Linked DNA regions of Homo sapiens: region 2 is linked to region 1. A link is a contact called in ENCODE Hi-C data. All regions are on one chromosome and are shown on one strand. The core of a region is the stretch at or near the end of the contact, and the rest is flanking DNA. Distances in the headings are between cores, read along the strand shown. Region 1 holds the start of NXPH2 (neurexophilin 2). Region 2 has its middle 170 kb from the start of LINC01832.

The links. A loop is a pair of places that touch in the nucleus more often than their neighbours do. Pooled maps may share reads with other maps.
Region 2: a map of Calu3 shows a loop between it and region 1 (2.5-fold over the local background). The contact joins the enhancer-like site here to the promoter of NXPH2 in region 1. A Hi-C loop is called at or near these places in 2 of 168 maps with a recorded cell type or tissue (Calu3 and GM12878) and 1 of 50 pooled maps.

What each region holds. Positions count from the first base shown.
Region 1 is chr2:138,778,229-138,783,877 of GRCh38, forward strand. It overlaps NXPH2 (neurexophilin 2), which reads right to left and starts at 2,162. Exons shown (of 2, transcript NM_007226.3): 1 at 1,963-2,162. The coding sequence starts at 2,013.
Region 2 is chr2:138,272,597-138,278,245 of GRCh38, forward strand. No RefSeq gene overlaps it. Among named protein-coding and RNA genes, the nearest start is that of LINC01832, 170 kb to the left of the region's middle. Within about 2 kb of position 2,180, at least 3 of the 41 ENCODE cell types and tissues checked have a DNase peak (open chromatin) inside an H3K27ac peak, as active enhancers do.

The DNA of each region.
Region 1 (5,649 bases), core at 912-3,411:
GCTTATCAACAGGGCTGCAGCTCCCTACCTCACTTACCATGATAAAGTGCTCCAGGAGAAAAACATTACAACCCAAGCACAATCCCAAAATGGATTAGAATTTGACATAAGCTTTTTTAAAAGCAAATCCATCAGTCCATGCTGTAATATTAGAATCTAGCTCTTAAGGAGAGCATATAATCCCTTCAAGATGTATTTCCTATTCCTTACTGACTATGGCGGTGTGGAAAAAAAAAATATCTAACATTTCCAATATAGTAGCTGGGAGAAGAACTTTTCCCCGACACGTGCCCAAATATATTTTCTCATCTTTAAGAGCCTATCACACTGCTTACGGAGCAGATACACAGTTCATATTTATTAAATGCAAAATTAATGAACTAAGATTCGTGAAGATATTCTGAAGACCCCACATAAACACCTGATTTCCCCAGGCTTTTCCTTACACACACCATACAAATGCTGCTTTGTTAGATCACCTTTTATTAGAATCCAGACTAAAAAATTTTAAAGCAAGGGATACTAAAGATTAATGTGGCATATATTTTGGATTCATAATGCCTAAGATGTAAAATGTATTTTAACATGGAGTATTGTAGATAGCCAGTATGTGATGGCTCATTCAAGGATATTTGGGCATATCATTGCATTTTCTTCTTGATGCCATTGAAGAGTTTCTGAGTTAACGCTGTGCAGGTGAAGCTAATCTCCACCGTAACAAGCATGGACCACGGGCATCTCAGAGGTCTCTCCACCTTTTAGAGTTCCTTCCACCCTCAGAACTTGCAAAGTGCCTCTGCCTTAACAATATCATACATATCATAAACTTTCAAAGTTACTTGATTTTCCCCCTAATAGGAAAAGAAAGAGACAAAGAGAACGAGAGAGAGAGCGAGCGAGAGAGAAGAGACTGTCATCTTCTAAGTGCTTGGGCAAAGTCTTAAGTATGAGGACCAAAGAAACTATGGCATCAGGAGAAAGCCCTCTTAATAGCACCCTAACAAGGCAAGAGCTAAGTGACCAGAAGAAATCCATCACAGATGCTGACCCAGCCAAAGCACTCCCCTTCTGTAATTTTACTTTAAAAGTTTCTTCTTGAAGATCTTACTTTGGTTTTCCCTCAACTATAATTAGCCATGCATATAGAACATAGGCGTATATCAGGAGGAGGAGAGCGTGGCGCCTCGCGGGAAGAGAGAAGAGAGTGACAACGCGAACCCCAAACCACATTTTAATACGTTTCTTATTCCTCAGCGCCTCCGAGCCACCCAGACCAGGCGGGCGGTCTCCCTGAAAAGACAGCTTCGAGATGCCCGAGAGGGGGCTCCTGCGCGGAGCTGGGCATGAAAGTTATATCTTGTGTCCCCAGCTGGCAGAAAGCCCCATCCCAGTCCCTAGCGCCAGACGGAAAACGAAGAGAAATCCAAGCTGTCCCCCAAATCCGTATTTTGCCTAAGTTTTCTCCCAGCAAGGCGCCACTACCTGGCTCTGAGAACGAGGATGCATGCACTATGCTGTGCTTTGGGAGAAGTGTCTGTGTGCATCTGGGCAAAACACCACGTGAAAAATAAACACCACCAAGCCTCTCAAACTGTGAACAGGAGGAAGGTCTTTCTGCCCCTTCTCATCCTATCAATTTACTTTCCTTCCTCTCCTTGACCGCTTATCAATAAACCGCTTCCTTCTCCCGGACCTACTTCCCGGCCACCTTCTGCCTACTTTACCCCAGCGCTCAAGTCCCAACCCGTGCTAAGCCCCTGAGTCGCCTGTAGATCCCGTCTATTCCGTTCTTCAATTCTTCCCTTTCGACCTCTAAGGCAACCCAAAACTCCTTGCCCTCCGCGCGCCCCCAACCCCACTTCCCAAGCAGGCCCAGGCTGGGCTCCAAGTCAGCCGCCTGCGCGGTTTTCCCGCCGAAACGCGTCCCCGGCGTGTGGGACGGCGCGCGGGCCGGGCACTCACCAGCTGCAGCAAGCCAGGGACCACCACGAGGGGCAGCGGCCGCAGGCGCATGGTGCCGGCTGGCGCGGCTTTTCACGAGCTGCGCGCCCTCGCCTGCCTCTCGCGCATCTCCACTTCGCGGGGCAGGACTGAGGACGCCAGGGACACAGCGCGGCGCTTCCCTCCCGGAATCCGAGCGCTGCGCCGTGCCGCGCAGCTCTGGCCGGGTGGGCGGGCAGGGAAGGGGGAGGGTGGGCGGACCGGAGGTGCCTCTCCCGGCCCCCCGCGCGCCCCTCCTCGGAGGGGGCCGGCAAAGAGCCTGCGGGGCAGCTCGAGCTCCGGCACGCGGCGGGGGGCTTCAGTCGCGCCTTGGACTCTCCCGCTTGGCCGGGCTTGGGGTGAGCGCGTGGGGCGCCTGCGGGAGGGAGGCGGCGGCTCGGGCGCTTGGGTGATGGGTTCAGTGCGAGGCTGCCCTCCAGATCCGATCCCGCCGGGCGGATGCCTGGCCGAGCTGAGCACGCCTGGCCAGCCGGTGCCCCAGAGCCCCGAGAGGCCGGGTGCCTCCTCCCACCCCCGCCCAGCAGAAGGCCGGTCCGAGAGGCTCCACTGTGCCAAGCGCCCTGCCAACTGACTGGCTCTCGCTTTGGCTGGGGAGATTGGGGATGAGGGGAAGAAAAGGTTCTCCCTGGGTGGCTGCAAGAAAGAGTGCGCCCGCCTGGAGAGCGCCCAGAGAGTTTAGGAGGGGAAGGCGATTGCAGAGTCCTGGGGCGGGGCGTGGGGAGCTGCGAACGGAAAAGGCTGGGGCGGGGAGGTGAGGCTGGAGCCCAGGACGCCCTGGGAGAGTGCCCTACTCTGCCGCAGCGCCAAGCTCGCAGAGCCGCGGGTAAGGGGTACAAAGTGCGCCTGGTGCGGCTGGAAGGATTTCTGGGGTTGGGGAGTAATGGGGACCTCGAGGGACCAGGAGCAGAACTGTGAGAAACGGAGCTAGGTGATGTCTGGTTTACTCCGGTTTGGGGATGGTATAGACAGCTAGGTGTCCTGAAGACAGACAAAGTTGCTCCCAGACCTTCTGCCCGGGCTTTGGAGAAGCAGAATAAAGGCAGGATACCCCACCACAGCCTCCGACTTCAGAAATATTGGAGAGGGGTATCTTTGCGGACGGGCGAAGGTGCAAACCTGATGCCTGTGAGCCTCGACCTCCGTGTTAACAACTCGCCATTGGAGAGATCCTTAACCTTTTACTATCTTTGTGCTGGACACTCGAGTGGAAAAATCAAAGGCAATGGGGCTCACAGACCTGCACTGTTTTTACGGTAGATCAGAGTTTGGGCGTCATTCGTCACTCCTTTATTGAACAGGTGGGAAACCTAAGGTCCAGAGAGATACATTCACTTCTCCAAGGATGAGACTTTAGGCAGTTGCTCCGACAGAATACCCAAGGCGAGAATGCTTCTTACATCTAGAAACGCAAAGCTCTTAGAGAAGAAAACCATGTTGAAGCAAGGGAGTAGAATTGCAATTGATTTCTAGGCTTTAAAAAATAAACCCAACAAAAAGCACAGATTAAGTTGTAATTTTTGGACAAAAAAAAAAAAGTTTCCTTCTCCTCTGCTTACCACCCCCACCCCAAAATAGAAATGAAGGAGGGTTGTTAAATCTTAGCGGTTGAAGCAGAGCAGCCTTGGTCCTAGGTTTCAAAGGCAGGAGGATTGCTTTGACTAGGGCAAAATCCTACTATTCCTTTCACTGAGTGTGCCAAGATTGTGCAGATGGGGAGGGAGGTTATTCCAGAGTGTTCTGGGATCCCAGTGTGAATTTGAGAGTGTGTTGTCCTTGAGCCTGCAGGTAGGGTATCTTTCCAGTACAACTCCATTTCCTGTAGGGGGGGAGAGTGGCAAGCAAGGGGCATGCATCCTCCCTAAACCCTTGCTAAGCCTGACTGGGGGTTCCATGGTAAAGGATGCACCAGCTGCATCCCATTTCTGCTTGATCTCAGACTCTCCTTTTGCCTTGCAACAGACTCAAAAACAAAACCACTATTTGCATATCCAAATCTATATCTCACCCATTCCACTCCTCATCCCTACAAAAATTCCCTCTTTACCAAGGCTTAGAGCCCTGTTCTACCAGTTCTAGTAAATTATTCTGTCCCAAAAGCACAAATAAGAGGATTTCAAAAACTGGAAGGATCTCTATTGGTTGATTTTGCCCAACTTTGCGTCCCTGGATAGGGCTGCATCTTATTTACAGACAACCTTTTCGAAACAAAACGGACATAATAGGAAGGGTTTTGCAGAAACAGAGGAACCCCTTTCTGAAGAGGTACAGCTCGAAGAGGAGAGAGGCTAACCGCTTTGCAAGAGGCACTACCTCATTTAGACTTGGTGTCTCTGCCTGAGCTGAGCTGACTCATTTATAGAGCCAGAAGGTGAGGTCCTGTCTCCATTTGGTACTTTGGTAGTTTGCCATTCAGCTATCACAGGCTTTGTAAATGAGGAGGGCATGATTTAACACATTATTGAAATAAATAACAAAGTTGTTTAATTACTGGAATAGTTCACTTTTTTCCTTCAATTTGTTCATATTTCTTAGATCATTTTTGTTCTTTTGAGAAACTACATAAAGTTTAAAAGTGGAAGTTAAACTCAGACATGTGCCCTAGTAACACTAAGTATTCTTACAAAGAAACATGCTGAGGGATGTTGAATTCCAAGTTAAAAGCTAAAAAACAGTAGCGAACTTTCGTGCCCCAGTGATCAGGCCAGGTAAAAGAGAAGCCTAACAGCCCCACTAACCTAAGTCTGGCATTACTGTGTTTATTTATAAAATAACTACTGATCTTTCTGGATTCCTCCCAAATTTTGCTGTACAGACTACAGTAAAGAGAAAGAAAGAATGGAAAGAAGAAAGGGAGAGAGGGAGAAGAAAAGGATGAAGAGAGGCAGAAAAATAGAAGTATTTAAGACATTGTCCTCCAGCAGCATGCAGTCTGAGAAATATGCAGTAAACAAAACACAGTAGACAATACAGCAAAATATAAGTGTTGTTTAGTACAGCTGGAGAAAGGAAAGATCATTGTAGGCCAGCACGAATGCTTCTTGGAAGAGACGAAACGTGAGTTTGCTCAGTTTCCAAGAATGGCCAAGATTAGTCTACATGGGAAAAAATGGAGGAGATCATTCTGTATGGGAGAAACAGAATGAGCAAAGGCAGAGTGGAGGGTTTTTATAGGGCATAATTGAGGGATGAACAAAAAGCAGCCCAGACTGTGACTGGAGAAAATATGTTGAGGAAAAGTGAGAAGAAAGTTAGGTTATGGGCTGCGCTGTAGAGATCTGGGAATGCCAAGCTAAACAGTTTAGACGTAATCTGGAGGAAATCATGGAGTCATAAACCTTTTTTGGAGTAGACAAGTCATGCATGAAGAGGCATGAAGATATAGAGGTGGAATGAGGAGATGGTCATGGTAGTTGGAAAGAAAGGAATAGAGGAATAGGGAGATGTGGGTACAAGGGCAACAGTGAAGAGTGAACTGTGAACAGGAACTGAACTTGGGGTTTGAATATTTTTAAACTTTTCTAGCATAGTAGAGGAGCGTTTTTTTTTTTTTAATCACCGCTTTTTCTCTTTTCCAGTCTATTTAACAACTAGAGAATCAGATCAGTGCTTTCTCATTTTGAAAGGTAGTCTTCACAGTGTGAGGGGAAA
Region 2 (5,649 bases), core at 930-3,429, 510 kb before region 1:
CCTAGACCAGCTTCATCAAAATAAATAGTAAGTAACTTATCACTTCACTTTCAGAAAGCAGGGTTGTTTGCATTTCTTCAGTACTTCTACCAAGACTTCAAGAGGCCAGAGATACTGATCAGGCAGGAAATTACACAGAGGGAAAATAACATACATGAGTCCTAAAAATGTAGACTGTAAAGCATTCAATATGAAGGATGAAACCTACACTCTGTATCTACAGGTTCTTTAGTTTATGGATACAACTTGCTGTAATATGCCCTTTTTCCATTTGTTTATACAAGTTGATTCATATAATCTGTGTGCCTCAAATTTGCATAGAGACTTTGTTACTACTCTCCTATTAGCTGTAAGACTCTGTATCTAACCACCTCGGCAAAAATTGTGACAGTGAAAGTAATGTGACCTAATTTCATCTTGCTTGTGACCTTTAAGCTGCCCTTGCTCATTCCTGAGTGTAGGCCAAGCTAACTATGGGAGGAATTTAGTTTATAGCTTAACCTCAAAACAAAGATGATAATGTTACGGTGGGGCCGGGTGGGGTGGGGTGGGGCGGTGGGGGGAAGGAGAGGGGTCCTTGCTCCCAGAGCTCCCAAGATGGTGGTGGGCTGCTTCCAAGACGGTGGCAAGCCTTGTTTTTTCTGACCTGGGGTTCTTGGCCTCACGGATTCCAAGGAATGGAATCTTGGGCCATGCGGTGAGTGTTATAGCTCTATTAGAAGCCGTGGGTCACAGAAGAGAACCATTGAACCCAGAGACTAGTGTTCAGTTCAATTAGGATGAACCCGGGCACTCAGCTGTGCAGGAACAATGGCAAGCCTTTAGCCCAGTCAGGAGCAGCAATGGGCGCCTCCTGGATCAGGAGCACAGCAGACACCCTGCTGGATCCAGAGGGATGGAAATCAGCGGTGGGTCTGCGACATCGGCAAACAGCAGTGGTGGACGGCAAGCAAAAGCTCAGCTCCAGCCGTAACAAACACGGACCAGAAGAGAGTGCAGCTGCAAGATTTAATAGAGTGAAAACAGAGCTCCCATACAAAGGGAGGGGACCCAAAGAGGGTAGCTGTTGCCGGCTCGAATGCCTGGGTTTATATCCTGATCATTATCCCTCCAGCTTGCTCTCAGGCAATAGATGATTGGCTATTTCTTTACCTCCTGTTTTTGCCTAATTAGCTTTTTAGTGAGCTCTCTTTACCACCTGATTGGTGGGGTGTGAGCTAAGTTGCAAGTCCCGTGTTTAAAGGTGGATGTAGTCACCTTCCCAGCTAGGCTTAGGGATTCTTAGCCTAGGAAATCCAGCTAGTCCTGTCTTTCAATAACAGTCCCTTCCTAAAATAAACCCCTTCCTTCCTTGGGGATCAGACTTCCTTTGAAACTAACAAATTGGCCACAAGATTAGAAATTATGGCTCAGGAGTCATGCAGCCAGAGGCCACAAGATTCTTCACCTCCCCAGTTGCTCCCATAGGTAACATTGCTATTATAAAACCTAAGATTGGTGTTTGAGACATTTTTTCAGAGCCTGCATTGTGATGGACCAGCTGGCACCACCCAGGCTGGTAACCTGGTTTATCTGGTCTCAAAAGCTAAAGCTCCAACCCAGGAACTGACTCAGTACAAGAAGTCAAGCTCCTCTATAACTGCCCAAGGGGTTCACCTTGCCTGTTGCCTAGACGGAGCCAATTTATCAAGATAGGGGAATTGCAATAGAAAAAGAGTAATTCATGCAGAGCCCGCTGTGCAGGAGACCAGAATTTTATTATTACTCAAATCAGTCTCCCTGAGCATTCAGGGAGCAGAGTTTTTAAGGACAACTTAGTGGGTGGGGGAAACACAGTGAGCCAGGACTGCTGATTGGTCAGGGATGAAATCATAGGGAGACAAAGCTGTCTTCTTGCACTGAGTCAGTTCCTGGGTGGGGGCCACAAAATCAGATGAGCCACTTGATCAATCTGGGTGGTGCCAGGTGATCCATCAAGTGCAGGGTCTGCAAAATAGCTCAAGCACTGATCTTAGGAGCACTTTAGGGAGGGCCAGAATCATGTAGCCTCCAGCTTCATGAGTCATAAACCATAATTTCTAATCTTGTGGCTAATGTTAGCTCTACAAAGGCAATCTAGTCCCCAGGCAAGAAGGAAGTCTGCCCTGGGAAAGGGCTGTTACTGTCTTTGTCCTAAACTATAAGCTATAAACCAAGTTTCTCCCAAAGTAAGTTCAGCATACGCCCAGGAAAGAACACGGACAGCTTGGAGGTTAGAAACAGGATAGAGTTGATTAAGTTAGATCTATTTCACTGACTCAGCCATAATTTTGCAAATGTAGTTTCAGCTCCAACTCCCTGTGATTTCATCCCCAACCCAACTAATCAGTATTCCCCATTCCGTTGCCCTCTGCACACCAAACTATACTTAAAAATCCCTAGCCTCCAAATTTTTAGGGAGACTGATTTAAGCAATAATAAAATGCCTGTCCTTCAACTTAGGCAGTTCTGAGTTTACTAAACTCCTTCTCTATTGCAAAAGGCTGTTCTCAGTGCATCAGGTTTTCTGGGAAGCAGGCAAGATGAACACATCAGGTGATTACATATACAAGTTATTTAATTTCTTGCTGCCACTTCTGACAAATTATGTTTAGAAACAAGCCTTCTTACCTCATAGAACTTGGGTTATCATAAGCAAAAGAAACTTTGAAATTTTGAAATTGTAAGCAGACAGGGAAGGTCTCCAGGGATTATAGGAATTTAATCAACTTTAGCAATCAGCCTGTTTTACTGCCTTCTGCCCTGAAGTCTGTTTTTTTCCAAACCCTATGTGGAATGCAGTTACCTTGTTGATTGGAACCAGCTCCTGACAGACCCCAGCAACTTATAGATGAGTCTGAGTGAACTTCCCTTGTTACCATGCTGAAGTCTCCACCTGGGAGAAGCAGTAGCTTCATTACCTTAACATGCAACCTGTGAACTGGCATAATCACTGGCTGCTTCTGCACAACTGGAACCCCTCCTCTACATGTGGTGACGCACCCTCTCCCTATATATTGCCCCATATAATCCTCTTGTCACTTTCCCTCGAGGAGACAGTGCTTTGGAGAATACTCTCAGTGTTCTCCTTACTTGGGCCAGGTAATAAAACTCCTATTGATCAAAACCTTCATTCTTGTGGAGAGTTATTTGTTATCAGGCAAATAAACCCTGTTTTTTGGGGAAAAACAAAATTACTCTAAAACCATAAAGTAAAAAATAAAATAAAAAATTATCAAGACAATAGCTGTTAACAGTTCTGAGAAGATTCGCGAGATTCAGGGGTTTTTGAACTTTTTTTTTAATCATCTAGAATATTTGGGTATACCTAGTAGTTTCTTTCCACAGCATTCAAACACAGGATCTGGGAAAGTAACCTGTATCAGATTTGTTAGATTTTTCTCTAGCTCTCAGAGGGCAAGAACTAAGCCTTCTCGTCAGGGAACTTCCACAAAAGTAAATATTTGATCATGATAATTAAATAAATGTGTAACCCAAGAGTCAAAAACGTGAATCATCAGCATAATAGCTCTGTGCTGCTTCTACCTCTAGTCTGAGAAAATCCACCTTGAAATATTAAAATTGTAAGCAGACAGGGAAGGTCTGCTTACAATAAAAAAAAATTAGGATTTTTTTTATTACAAAAAGACTAATATTAAACTGTAGGAGCAAAAGGAATTTCCTTCCCTCCCTTTTCTGAAGGTTTGATAACTTTATTCTATAAACCAAACTTAAAATAGACAGATTAACAGGAGAAGGGCACACAAATATATTTATACATACATGAACATAGGAGCCTTGCAAACATGAAATTCAAAGGACAGAACAGATGGCTGAAGTTTTTACACCATCCTGAGGGGACAGAAAGATTAGGGGCTTGAGGCTTCTAGAGGAGGGAGGAGGTGGCATTCCAAGAGAATGATGGGAGGAAAGCATGGTGTGAAAACAAGTAATTCAGAATCTAAGCTGTTGGAACTTTCAGATATTTTGAGCCTTAAGGGAATGTGATTATGGGACCTGAGTCATGTGACAGGCAGTTGTAACGCAGGCAGCTGTAATCTTTGTTGTTTTGGTTATCAATTAGCCTTTTCTTTACCTACAGTGTTTTATAAAATGTGGTAAATGACAGAAGGTTGCCAGAGAAGACCCCTTCCCTGTTCACTGTTGATCTTCATTGTAGATTAACTTTCCTCTTTCCTCTCTTACACAAAGACTTCATTACTGTCACATTGTCTAAGATGGAACATTAAATATGCTTTTAAATTGGAAAGGATATGAAAACAAGCTGTTAAAAAAAAGTTAGTTGTAACTCATAAACGAGGCTTATATAGAAAATGTTATAATCCTACTAACTGTCCTTGTTTTCTGCTAATATAAGGAAGAACTTAACTTTTAACTTCAGAGCACTGACCCCATTTCTCAGGAGTCCATGTTTCTTGGATAGTTATTCTCAGCTTTTCACTTAAATAAACTTTTTAAAATTGGGTTCTGATCCTGTCAATTATTTCAGGTTGACAATGGCAAGCAAAGTTTTTCTTATTATGCAGATGAAAGCTCATTGGTAGCAGCTCTTGGTATAGATAGGAGCCTGAGGAAAAAGTTTTAGTCTCCTTTGTTTGTGAGTTAATCTTTTCTAGATGTGGATAAAGGCAGATAAGGGATGGGGCTCAGAGAAAGCCTGTTTGTATTCACTGTCAACTTCACTTATGTAGATTTCCTCTACAGTTGCAAATCTTCCTCACAAAAGGACAGCTTGTAAAAGGTATTCCTATGGTCTGCAGCCTCTCTGAATAGCCACATCAAAATATATTAAAGACATATATTTGAAAGTGGTGTATTTTGGTTTCCTTCAGAATCAAAACACATTAATATTTTTAGGATATAAGAGAATTGCCACTATGCAGTAATCCCTATAGTACTTTGGCAATGATAGGAATATTATTGCCTGTGATGCTACACCTTACTTTTGCTCTCTTTATCTTATGGCACTTGGTGAGCCTTCAGAAGGTTTAAATGAAAAATTGAAAGCAGATGGCCCTTTAAGAGAGACTTTATGTATTAAAAAAATTTTATTTATTTAAAAGAGACTATTGCTTCTGCTATTTCAAGCCACCTTGAAGGGAAGCCTGAACAGTCGATCAACCTGTTGATGGAATGCCAATTTTATTACCATAAAGTAGTGCCTCAGGAAAAACTAATCAGAACTTTCATGAGAAATGCCCCAGATACTCTAGGGTCTATAGTAGCAGAGATCCCTAAACCAATGTTATTTGTTGTGGTTCATTGGCAAGCATTATCTTTAATGAGCTGGGTGAAGGTTTCCAATGTTCTGTATGTGTTTTCACTATGAATGAGACAGGGTTTCACCATCACTTTTTCATCCAAAAGAGATTCATTCATGCCATAAACATACTAGGCACAGGTGATAGAATGGTGGATACATAGGCACAATCTCTCTTCCAGTGAAGTTTATGAAATAATAAAGTGGCAGTTCCCAAAGCTGGGTTCTGGATCAATAACTAAGTTGTTAGAAAAGAAATTTCTCAGGCCCCACTCCAGCCAGACTTCCTGAATCAGTAACTCTGAGGATGGTGCCCAGCAGTCTTTCTTTTTTCTTTCTTTCTTTTTTTT